2 separate regions of the Homo sapiens genome follow, and region 2 is linked to region 1. Evidence: read pairs that join two places in POLR2A ChIA-PET (ENCODE). Cell type or tissue: PC-3. All regions are shown on one strand. Each heading gives the region's core, and the rest is flanking DNA. Links, peaks and the distances in the headings are about the cores only.

What was found. ChIA-PET counts read pairs that join two places held together with the same protein. Peaks named below come from ENCODE experiments on the same cell type or tissue, not always from the same donor. Only the 100,000 strongest peaks of a DNase experiment are listed, where the experiment ranks them.
Region 2: POLR2A ChIA-PET joins it to region 1 with 25 read pairs; 4 of 35 experiments call an interaction of 5 or more read pairs at or near these places.

What each region holds. Positions count from the first base shown.
Region 1 is chr13:47,430,433-47,436,274 of GRCh38, forward strand. No RefSeq gene overlaps it. Among named protein-coding and RNA genes, the nearest start is that of LINC00562, 500 kb to the right of the region's middle. In PC-3, for the core only: no CTCF peak of the experiment used is centred there; no DNase peak of the experiment used is centred there.
Region 2 is chr13:47,164,885-47,170,726 of GRCh38, forward strand. No RefSeq gene overlaps it. Among named protein-coding and RNA genes, the nearest start is that of HTR2A, 270 kb to the left of the region's middle. In PC-3, for the core only: no CTCF peak of the experiment used is centred there; a DNase peak (open chromatin) is centred at 3,307; H3K4me3 peaks cover 1,662 bases; H3K27ac peaks cover 2,302 bases.

The sequences.
Region 1 (5,842 bases), core at 1,302-3,801:
CTGGATCTACAGAAAGGAATGAAGAGCACTAAAATGGTAAACATGAATAAATATACATTTTTATTTTTCAACTTTTTAAAAATGTTTTAAAAGGTTTTAACATGTGGGATTTATAATATATGTAGAAGTAAATGTTGGACAAAAATAGCAAAATGAGGGAAATAGAAGTATACCGCTTGAAGGTTCTTAAACTATTAATCCATGTGAAGGAATACAATATTACTTGAAAGTAAATTGTAATAAGCTGAAGAAGTATTCTATAAAGTCTGAAGCAATCTTAAAAATAAAGCACAAACAAAAAACAGATGTACCTAATAAGCCAATACAGGAGGTTAAATGGAATCATAAAAATATCAATTCATCTAAAAGAAGAGATAAAATTCTTGTTTATAATAGAATTTTAGCCAATAAAAGGCAAAAATGAGAGAATTAGAAAAATAGTTTTTATTTTTTACTTTTATTTTAGGTTGAGGAGTACATGTGTAGGTTTGTTATGTAGGTAAATTACATGTCATAGGGATTTGGTGTGCAGATTATTTCATCACCCAGGTAGTAAGCATAGTACACAATAAGTAGTTTTTCAATCCTCGCCCTTCTCCCACCCTCCACCCTCAAGTAGGCCCTAGGGTCTGTTGTTTCCTTCTTCGTGTTCATATGTACTCAATGAGTAGCTCCCACTTATAAGTGAGAACATGTGGTATTTGGTTTTCTGTTTCTGTGTCCGTTTGCTTAGGATAATGGCCTCCAACTCCATCTATGTTGCTGCAAAGGATATGATCTCATTTTTTTATGACTGCATATTATCCCATGGTGTATATATACCACATTTTCTTTATCCTTTCTACTACTGATGGGCATTTGGGTTGATTCCATGTGTTTGATGTTGCGAATAGTGCTGCGATGAACATATGCATGCATGTGTCTTTATGGTAGAAAGATTTATAGTCCTTTGAGTATATACCTAATAATGGGATTCCTGGTTTGAATGGTAATTTTAAGTTCTTTTAGGAATCACAGAAAAAAAGGGAATGCTTATTCATCACTGATTGGAATATAAATTAATTCATCCATTGTGGAAAGCAGAAAATCATCATGTTAAAATACCTAATAAGAGAATGGGTCTAAAAAATTATTTGCAGTAATTATTAAAATCATAAAGCCTACGGTTTTCATAATGAATGGATCAGGCTAGTATCACCTGAACCACCTGATATGGTTTGGATATTTTGTGTTTTCCAAATCTCATGCTGAAATGTGATCTCCAATGTTGCAGGTGGGCCTAGTGGGAGGTGTTTGGTCATGAATGGCTTAGTGCTGTCCTCATGGTAATGAGTGAGTTCTTAGTCTATGAGTTCATGTGAGACTGGTTGATTAAAAGAGGCTGGTACCTCCTCCCTCTCTCTCTCTCACCATGTTACATGCTGGCTCCCCTTTGCCTTCCACCACGATTGTAAGCTTCCTGAGGTCTCACCAGAAGTAGATGCTGGCACTAGGCTTCATGTACAGCCTGCATAACTGTGAGCCAAATTATCCTCTTTTCTTATAAATTACCCAGTCTCAGGTATTCCTTTATAACAATGCAAATGGATTAACACACCACTTTTATGTCTTCTCATCAATAAAAGACTAGACATGTGCCTCCTGCTGTGATGCAACAGGACATGCACAACACCAGCAATGAAAGATTCTTGTCCTTAAACCACACAAAACAAAAATGCTAATATAAGCAAGTTTTTCCATCTATGTAGGATATAGAAAACTGTTAAACACAGGAACAGAAAGTCAAACACTGCATGTTCTCACTCATAAGTGGGAGTTGAACAATGAAAACATATGGACACAGGATGGGGAACAACACACAACAAGGCCTGTCAGGGGTTGGGGAAAAGGGGAGGGAGAGAATTAGGACAAATACCTAATGTATGCAGGGCTTAAAACCTAGATGACGGGTTGATAGGTGCAGCAAACCACCATGGCATATGTATACCTACGTAACAAACCTGCACATTCTGCACATGTATCCCGGAACTTAAAGTAAAATTTTTAAAAATTAAAAAAAAAACTGTTAAAGGATACCACATGTATACAAAGCTAAATTCAGAATTTAAGATATTCAATAAAATAAAAGATCCAGCTCCTTCCACCAATAAATGTCATGAGAAAGTTTTAAGAGAACTATCAGCCAAATGCAACATGTGGGCCTTGCTTGGATCCTGATTCAAACAAAGCAACTGTAGAGAGACATTTTCATACAGTCAGGGAAAAAGTGAGGAGGGACTAGATACTAGATATCTTCTCCATAATCTCTCATGCATCTCTCCTGAAATACAAAACAACTCTCAAAAAATGATTTTTGTTACATTCTTCTTTATTTGGTTTGGTTTTTAAAGTCCCACTTTAATTATACTGACACCTGTTTTATTCTTTACCAGCTTTAATCACTTGCACTGATATTTAATGGAGAGAATGATGTATATAAGAGAACAGTTGCCAACTTGCAAATGCTAACAAAATGCTAAAAGACCACATGCATCTGTCAGGCAAGTAATAATTCATATGAGAAATTATATGAGATAATTATACAAGATAATTAAAACACATAAACCACAATAATTCAATATCACCACCAAATACTTCAAAGTAGCTAAGGGACTGAAGGATATACCATCCCAAAATTTGCCAAATTGGTAAATTGATTATTTCAAATTAAAAACATTGGAGAAATTGGAGTTTCAGAAAGGGCTAGACGACCTGTCCCTTTCTGCATGCATCAAGTCATAAAGATTCCTCTGGGAGGGATACCGTCCCTGTACCAGAGAGAGAAAACAGCCTTTATCTCCAGAGTGGTAATCAGGGGGCTGCAATGGACCTGAAGAAAGGAACTTCCCGAAGTAACCCTTATCTTGCAGTAGTTTTACACCCCGCCCACCATGTATCTCCTAGTGACTTCCCTAGAATTTACTGCCCCTAACCAGGTCCTCTTGTCCCATCATTTCTTTACAAATTTTTCATTCTTTGTCCAAAACACATAAAAGCATTTTGCTTTGACCATGTCTGTGGACATCAGTCTCTTGTGAAAATCCCCATGTACATGTAAAACTAACAACATGTATATGTTTTTCTCTTGTAAATCTGCCTTATGTCCATTTGGTTCCTAGTTTAAGCCGAAGAGGCCACATAAAAGCTAATGGGGGTTTGGAGATGATCTCTCACTCCCCTGGACAGCATTGTGTGACTCATCAAATACTCACTGAGTTCCTTACCATTGTCATTGATGCAGAGTATATTAATAGTTTCTGTTCTTCAGAAAAGCCCTGTTTTCTTTTTGAAAATAATATACAAACTGAGCTTAAAGTCTTTTCAATCTTAAAATGTTCAGTCAGCAATATTTTGAATATCTCCCTTTTTTCAATTATTATTATACTTTAAGTTTTAGGGTACATGTGCACAATGTGCAGGTTAGTTACATATGTATACATGTGCCATGCTGGTGTGCCGCACCCATTAACTCATCATTTAGCATTAGGTATATCACCTAATGCTATCCCTCCCCCCTCCCCCCATCCCACAACAGTCCCCAGTGTGTGATGTTCCCCTTCCTGTGTCCATGTGTTCTCATTGTTCAATTCCCACCTGTGAGTGAGAATATGCGGTGTTTGGTTTCTTGTCCTTGCAATAGTTTGCTGAGAATGATGGTTTCCAGCTTCATCCATGTCCCTACAAAGGACACGAACTCATCATTTTTTATGGCTGCATAGCATTCCATGGTGTATATGTGCCACATTTTCTTAACCCAGTGTATCATCGTTGGACATCTGGGTTGGTTCCAAGTCTTTGCTATTGTGAATAGTGCCGCAATAAACATACGCGTGCATGTGTCTTTATAGCAGCATGATTTATAATCCTTTGGGTATATACCCAGTAATGGGATGGCTGGGTCAAATGGTATTTCTAGTTCTAGATCCCTGAGGAATTGCCACACAGACTTCCACAATGGTTGAACTAGTTTACAGTCCCACCAAAAGTGTAAAAGTGTTCCTACTTCTCCACATCCTCTCCAGCACCTGTTGTTTCCTGACTTTTTAATGAGCGCCATTATAACTGGTGTGAGACGGTATCTCATTGTGGTTTTGATTTGCATTTCTCTGATGGCCAGTGATGGTGAGCATTTTTTCCTGTGTTTTTTGGCTGCATAAATGTCTTCTTTTGAGAAGTGTCTGTTCATATCCTTCGCCCACTTTTTGATGGGGTTGTTTGTTTCTTGTAAATCTGTTTGAGTTCATTATAGATTCTGGATATTAGCCCTTTGTCAGATGAGTAGGTTGCAAAAATTTTCTCCCATTCTATAGGTTGACTGTTCACTCTGACAGTGGTTTCTTTTGCTGTGCAGAAGCTCTTTAGTTTAATTAGATCCTATTTATCTATTTTGGCTTTGTTGCCATTGTTTTTGGTATTTTAGTCATGAAGTCTTTGCCTATGCCTATGTCCTGAATGGTATTGCCTACGTTTTCTTCTAGGGTTTTTCTGGTTTTCGGTCTCACATGTAAGTCTTTAATCCATCTTGAGTTAATTTTTGTATAAGGTATAAGGAAGGGGTCCAGTTTCAGTTTTCTTCATATGGCTAGCAAGTTTTCCCAACACCACTTATTAAATGGGGAATCCTTCCCACATTTCTTGTTTTCGTCAGATTTGTCAAAGATCAGATGGTTGTAGATGTATGACATCACTTATGAGGCCCCTTTTCTGTTCCATTGGTCTATATATGGGTTTTGGTACCAGTACCATGCTGTTTTGATTACCGTGGCCTTGTAGTATAGTTTGAAGTCAGGTAGCATGATGCCTCCAGCTTTGTTCTTTTGCTTAGGATTGTCTTGGCTGTATGGGCTCTTTTTTGGTTCCATATGAAATTTAAAGTAGTTTTTTCTAATTCTGTGAAGGAAGTCAATGGTAGATTGATGGGGATAGCATTGAATATGTAAATTACTTCAGGCAGTATGGCCATTGTCACAACGTTGATTCTTCCTATCCATGAGCATGGAATATTTTTTCCATTTGTTTGTGTTCCCTCGTACTTCCTTGAGCAGTGGTTTGTAGTTCTCCTTGAAGAGGTCCTTCACATCCCTTGTAAGTTGTATCCTAGGTATTTTATTCTCTTTGAAGCAATTGTATTGGGTTTTATGATTATTAGGGTTACTAAATCAAGCTGAAGCTGGATATGTTTCAAATTTAATTGATGATGTCCTACTGCCAGACTTCACATTGCAGTTATTTAGATTAAATAATCTTACATATAGAGAGAATGTTTGTGATACAGTTGCTCCAAAGTCAGTTGTTTTGGGAGCCCAAACCTCCAGGTGGGATTTCAAAGCCCATATAGTGGGCTTTTCCGCTGTCTTTCTATGTGAACATAAGCAAGTTACTTAGAATCCCTGTGCAAAATGGAAACAATCATAGAGTACTTGTAGCCTAGCAACTTCTCGAAATTCTTATTTGACAATGTCTATAGAGTGCTTTCTGCTTGTTAGAGGAAGAGGGACTTTGTGAAAACAAGCCATTACTGGTATCTTAAGGCAGTACCTACTGGAGCAGGGTCATATTGTTCCACATTTGCCACCAGTTCTGTAATTCTTTGAAGAGCTAAGCTATCCAGGATTGGAAATAATTTTAATAATGTATGTACAGGGACAACCTCAGTTAAATAACACAGAACTGGAGACTTCAAGCAATGAGCATTTCTCCAAACAGAAGAAAACCCACCTCCTTCACAAGCAACAATAGCAATTAAAACAATACTTATTTAGCAATTACTATGTGCCAAGAACTCTTCTAAATGTGTTACATG
Region 2 (5,842 bases), core at 2,067-4,566, 260 kb before region 1:
TATTAATCAGCAATGAAGATAAATGAGCTATCAATCTATGAAAAGGCATGAAGAAACCTTAAATGCCTATTGCATAGTGAAAGGATCCAGTCCGAAAAAGCTACATACTATATGATTCCAACTGTATGACATTCTGGAGAAGGCAAAAGTATACAGACAGTAACAAGATCAGTGGTTTTCAGGTTTTTTGGGGAGGGAGGTGGTAGGGACAAATAATTGGAGTACAGGGCATTTTTAAGTTAATAAAACTATTAACTCTAGAGTTACATAACATATGATACTGTAATGATGCATACATGACATTATGCCTTTGTCAAAACCCGTGGTATTGTACAACACAAAGAGTGAACTCTAATTCAACTATGGCCTTTAGTTAATGATAATGTATGAACATTGGTCCATCCATTGCAAAGACTGCACCACAGTAATACAAGCTGTTAATAGCAAGAAAAACTGTTGGGGGTGGGGGCAGTGAGAGAGGCTACTGGTAACACTGTACTTTCTGAGCAATTTTTATGTAAACCTAAAAATGTTCTAAAGAGTAAAGTCTATTTAAGAAAAGGAAACTATAGCCTTGGGAAAATATTTCCAATATGACATCTGACAAGATACTCAAATATTTAAATCTCAAATGTTTAATTAAGTCAGTAATTAAAAGACAAACAACCCAATTAGTAATGGGCAAAAGTCTTAGATACTTCACCAAAGTAATGTATGAGATGGCCAACATTTGAAAAGATGCTTATAAATATCAGTCATCATGGAAATGCTAATTAAAATCACAATGAATATCATTAAAAAACCACTAGAAAGGCTAAAATTTTAAAAAGACTGATAATACCAAGAGTTTACAAGAATGTAGAGCGACTAGATTTCTTATATATTCCTGGAGGGGGAATAAAATGGTACAGCCACTGTAATAGCAGCTTTTAACTAATCATATACCTGCCTTATGATTTCTAAGTTCCACTCTCAGGAAACTAAACCTTTGTTACATAAAAATATGTGAACAAGGGCCAGGCGCGGTGGCTCATTCTTGTAATCCCAGCACTTTTGGAGGCCGAGGCAGGCGGATCACCTGAGGTCAGGAATTCAAGACCGGCCTGCCCAAAATGGTGAAACCCCATCTCCACTAAAAATACAAAGAATTAGCCGGGTGCAGTGGTGCACACCTGTAGTCCCAGCTACTTGGGAGGCTGAGGCAGGAGAATCGCTTGAACCCGAGAGGTGGAGGTTGTGGTGAGCTGAGATTGCGCCACTGTACTCCAGCCTGGGTGACAAAGTGAGACTTCGACTCAAAAAAAAAATGTGAATAAGAATGTTTAATTTAGTTTCATTCATAATAGAAAAAACCTTGGAAACAACCCAAATATCCATCAACAGACGACTGAGTGAACAGAGTAATGTTATTCTCATATGACAGAATACTACTCAAGAATCAAAAGATTGAACTCCTGATATACACAACAATGTGGAATAATCTCAAATTTATGCTCAGGAAAAGAAGCAAAAGTGTACGTTTTTGTGATATGCAAGAACAGGCAAAATTAATCTGTGAAAATAGAAATCAGAAGAGTGATTGCCTGTGGGTGGCGGGGATAGGCTGTTTTTGTAAATAAAATTTTATTGGGACACAGCCACCGTCATTTGTTTATATATTGTCTATGGCTACTGTCACACTACAAGAACAGAGTCGAATAGTTGTGACTGGGACCATATGGTCTGCAAAGCTGAAACTATTTACTATCTGACCCTTTACAGAAAAAGTTTGCTGATCCTTAGTATAATTGAGCAAGTTTAACAAAATGTTGATAATTGCAGAGGCTGGACAATATTTTTATTGTTTATAAATAGAATAGTGGGCTATTCTACTTTTATATGTTCCATAGTAAATTTTAAAAATTTGGGTAACATCATCTTGCCTGAGAACCGCAAGATTTTTGCTTGCACCGTTTGGGGATACAGGTATTCGGAATCCTGCTTACTCCTCTCCTTCCTTCTGAGAGCCAACCCATTTTTGATCGCTTTTTTATGGCATCAACCCTGTGTGTAAACCATCTAATTACTGAAATTAGAGCATGAGAGGTTGTGGGCACTATAGGCAGACTGGATTTTATTATTCAGCCAATAAATTGACCCATTCATTATAAGGGCTTGCATGTGAGCATTTTTGAAACCAACTCTATGGCCTGGGATTACAATTAAGTTAGTATAATTTGGGACCCATTTGTAAATTTTACTGTGGATCTAGATTATTTACACTTTCCAAAGCTGTCACATAGATAACAAATGATACTATGAGAAAAAGGTTAGATATGGGGATAAACATCTGTTAATAGAACTTATACATATGGAGCAGAGGTTGGCGTAGGACTTAAGAAGTTCCAGGGCTTATTTCTATCTTTAAATATCCTATGTTGTTTGCTAAAACACTGATCCTCAGTACGGTTTGAAAATTTCTTATTTAGTGTTCATTTCTTTGGATGAGTATATTATGTTACTAATTGCTGCATTTTAGAATATGAATATGAGTGAGGAGATATTAACCTACTCAAAATCTTGTGCTCCTTAATAGTAACTAATATTTATATTATGCTTTATAATTTACTGCTTGCATTTCCTTATCTTATTTAATCCTCACAACCATGCTACAAAGGGTGCTATTACTAACATCTATTGTACAAATGGAAAAACTACAGCTGAGCCGTGAAGTGAAAGTGAAGATCACAAAGGGGACAAGTGTCAGTCAGGGCTTTATGCTAAGTTCCATTAGTTTCCAATATTTGCTGCTGCTTCCATTTCAATTAATGTGGTAGACATCTGAGTGTCAAATACAGGGAGCCAGCATTTTGCATGGTAATTCAGAACTGTGAAAATGACCATGCAAGTTGAAACTGTGCAAAATGGTCTGAGTCAACAGAAAAAATAAAACAGGCTTCTTTACTTTAAAAATGTTTAATAAAATTAAAAACTCTCTTATTTCTGTTTTAAAATGTATATAGTATATAACAATGTATGGTATAAAAAAGTAAAACTAATATTTACTCAGTACGCTGTAACTTATATCATTAGGCATATTAAGAATTGCAATATTTTGTTTGTAAAAAAACTTATCAAGAGTAGTTTTAATAGTGCTTGCCATCTTGTCATATAACTTATGATATTAGAATGAGCATCTTCTCTATGCCTTGCCAAACTGTCATACTCTTTTCTTAGGTTGAATCAGCATTTAACATTTTATCATCGGCACTTTCAATATTGAGAAATATTCCTTTAATGTAAAGATTTTCACCGGCGTCACTTCCTCTGGGAAATCTCCCTCTTTTTAGCCTTGACCACTTGACTCATTTATGTCAATAAGCTTACTTTCAATACATTTTTCCTTGTGTATCTAGAGAATATGAACTCAAGCAGCATCCACATTCCTGTGGTCAGCTATTTCTTGTTTAACATTTCTTCTTTTACGTTGGATTTGAATTTCACTTCCAGAATTACTACGTTTCATTTCTTTGCTGTGCTTTTTTTTTTTTTTTTTTTTTTTGGGCCATTTTCCTCAGTTTTGTAAAATGTCACGTGGGCTTATCACTGAGAGACAAGGAAGCGACACAACTACACATTTGCTACCTGTACCTGAACTGAATAGCAGAGGCACAGTGAGCAATCATTGCAAGCATTTCAAAGAAGTGATGTGATTGATCACGGATTTTGATGCACCTTTGATATTTACCTAGCGATTTACAGGCTGAGAGCTAGCTGTAAAATGTGTACTTTATGCACTTAAACACATGGTTAATATACGTGATGATTGAAATTTAAGTCATGTTTTTAGGGGACTGATGTTATTTGACTGTACTAGGAGTGCAAAATTTGTGCTTTTAGCAGAACAGCGCAAAGCAAGGGCTGCCTGTATTCGAGCCTGTGATACTCTCATGACCACTAACTAAAGGGGCGCTGAGTGGGTGGGAATTTACATTCAGAAGGGGAAATTTTGTTGCGTAGGAGGAGAATTATAGCAGGCAGAAGGAGATTAGAGAGTGAATGCCCTGGGGTGGATCAACCGTATGACACGAGGTTACAAAAAGAAAAGCAAAGTGGAAAGTTTCTTCTAAAGGCTGATTTCTCTACAATTTTGCCTAACGCAAAATGTTAGTTACAAAGAAAACTAATTTTCTGACTGGAAGAAACACTTTAAAACTGTGTCCATAAACATAAACTCATTAATAACACACACATCATTTATATATCTTTTTGTTCCTGTTAATTACAAAAATAATACATGTTTGTTGTAAAAGATTTAACGGTGTAGAATGAAATTTTCATTTGCACTCTAGTCTTTTTTCTCGGGGTACTAAATGCCAATAATAAAAATGTATTTTACATTTTATTATTTGTATTAGTTTAATATCAACTATGATATTATGTGATGCTTACTTTAATCAGACAGATGTGGAAATTAGGAAGAATTCTACTAGTGGAAACTTAAAATGGATTTTAAAAAATACTTGTCCTATGAAGAGAAAAGGTGAATTTTAATCTATTGCATTTAGAAAAATCAAAGCTGTGCCTATTGCTGTTTGAATATCAGTGGTGAATCTGTTAGACCGTATAAGAAATAGCAAAAGACCTTTTCCAAGAAGTAAGTTTTCTGGTTTACTTGCAAAAGGACATGTTTCAGAATACCTGCTTTCATTTGGGACAGGATATCAGAATTGAAAGAATCTCTACCACTCACACTGACCTCGACATATTCAAAAACAGGAAAATCTTCTAATCTAAAAATAGTTTAAACCTCACCTTGGCCAGAAAAAAAGAACTGCCATCTTATAGATAAATGTTTTTCCTACTTTTTAAAATGACCAACTATTGAAACATACAAAAGAATAGTAATGATATGGTTATTTTGATAGTACTTATATATAAGTATTATCTATGTTACTCACATGTAAAATAAACACACATGTATCCAACACTGATCTTAAGACATAAACCAATAACTTTAAGGCCCCAGTGCCTCATCTTGATGTTACACCCACTCTCTGAAAGTCACTTTATCTTGAAAGCTTTGTCTTGAAATAACACCTTTATCTTGAATTTTGGGTTTCATGCCTTTCCGTTTCTTTAGAATTTTACCACAGTTGCTTGAATTTCTAAATAATATATTGTCTACTTTTGCACAATTATGTGTATCATTGTTATGCTGTATAAAATTTTATGACAAGTCTTTTTCTGATTAACATTATGCTTGTTTGACTGTGAGATTTAACCTCATGAATATGTTTGACTTCTTAATTTGCAATATCGTACGGCATGTCATTGAGGAATGATACTACGATCTATTTATCATTTCTTTTGGCAATGGACATTTGAATTGTTTTCAGTTTTTACATTGCTTTAAAGGATTGTGCATGTGTTTCCTGGTGTATATTGGCCAGAATGTCCCTAAGAATTACTGCAAGAAGAAAAAATCTTGGTCAAAGGCTCTATACATCTTTTTTTTTTTTTTTTTTTTTTTTTTTTTTTGAGACAGAGTTTCAGTCTTGTCGCAGGGGCTAGAGTGCAGTGGTGTGCTTTCAGCTCACTGCAACCTCCGCCTCCTGGGTTCAAGCAATTCTTGTGCCTCCGCCTCCTGAGTAGCTGGGATTACAGGTGCATGCCACCACACCCGGCTAATTTTTGTATTTTTAGTAGAGACGGGGTTTCACCATATTGGCCAGGCAGGTCTCAAACTCCTGACCTCAAGTGATCTGCCCACCTTGGCCTCCCAAAGTGTGCACACCTTCAACTTACTTAATTAGTCCTCCTTTTGTTATCTCAAAGTGATTAGGTAAATTTACCCTCCAAA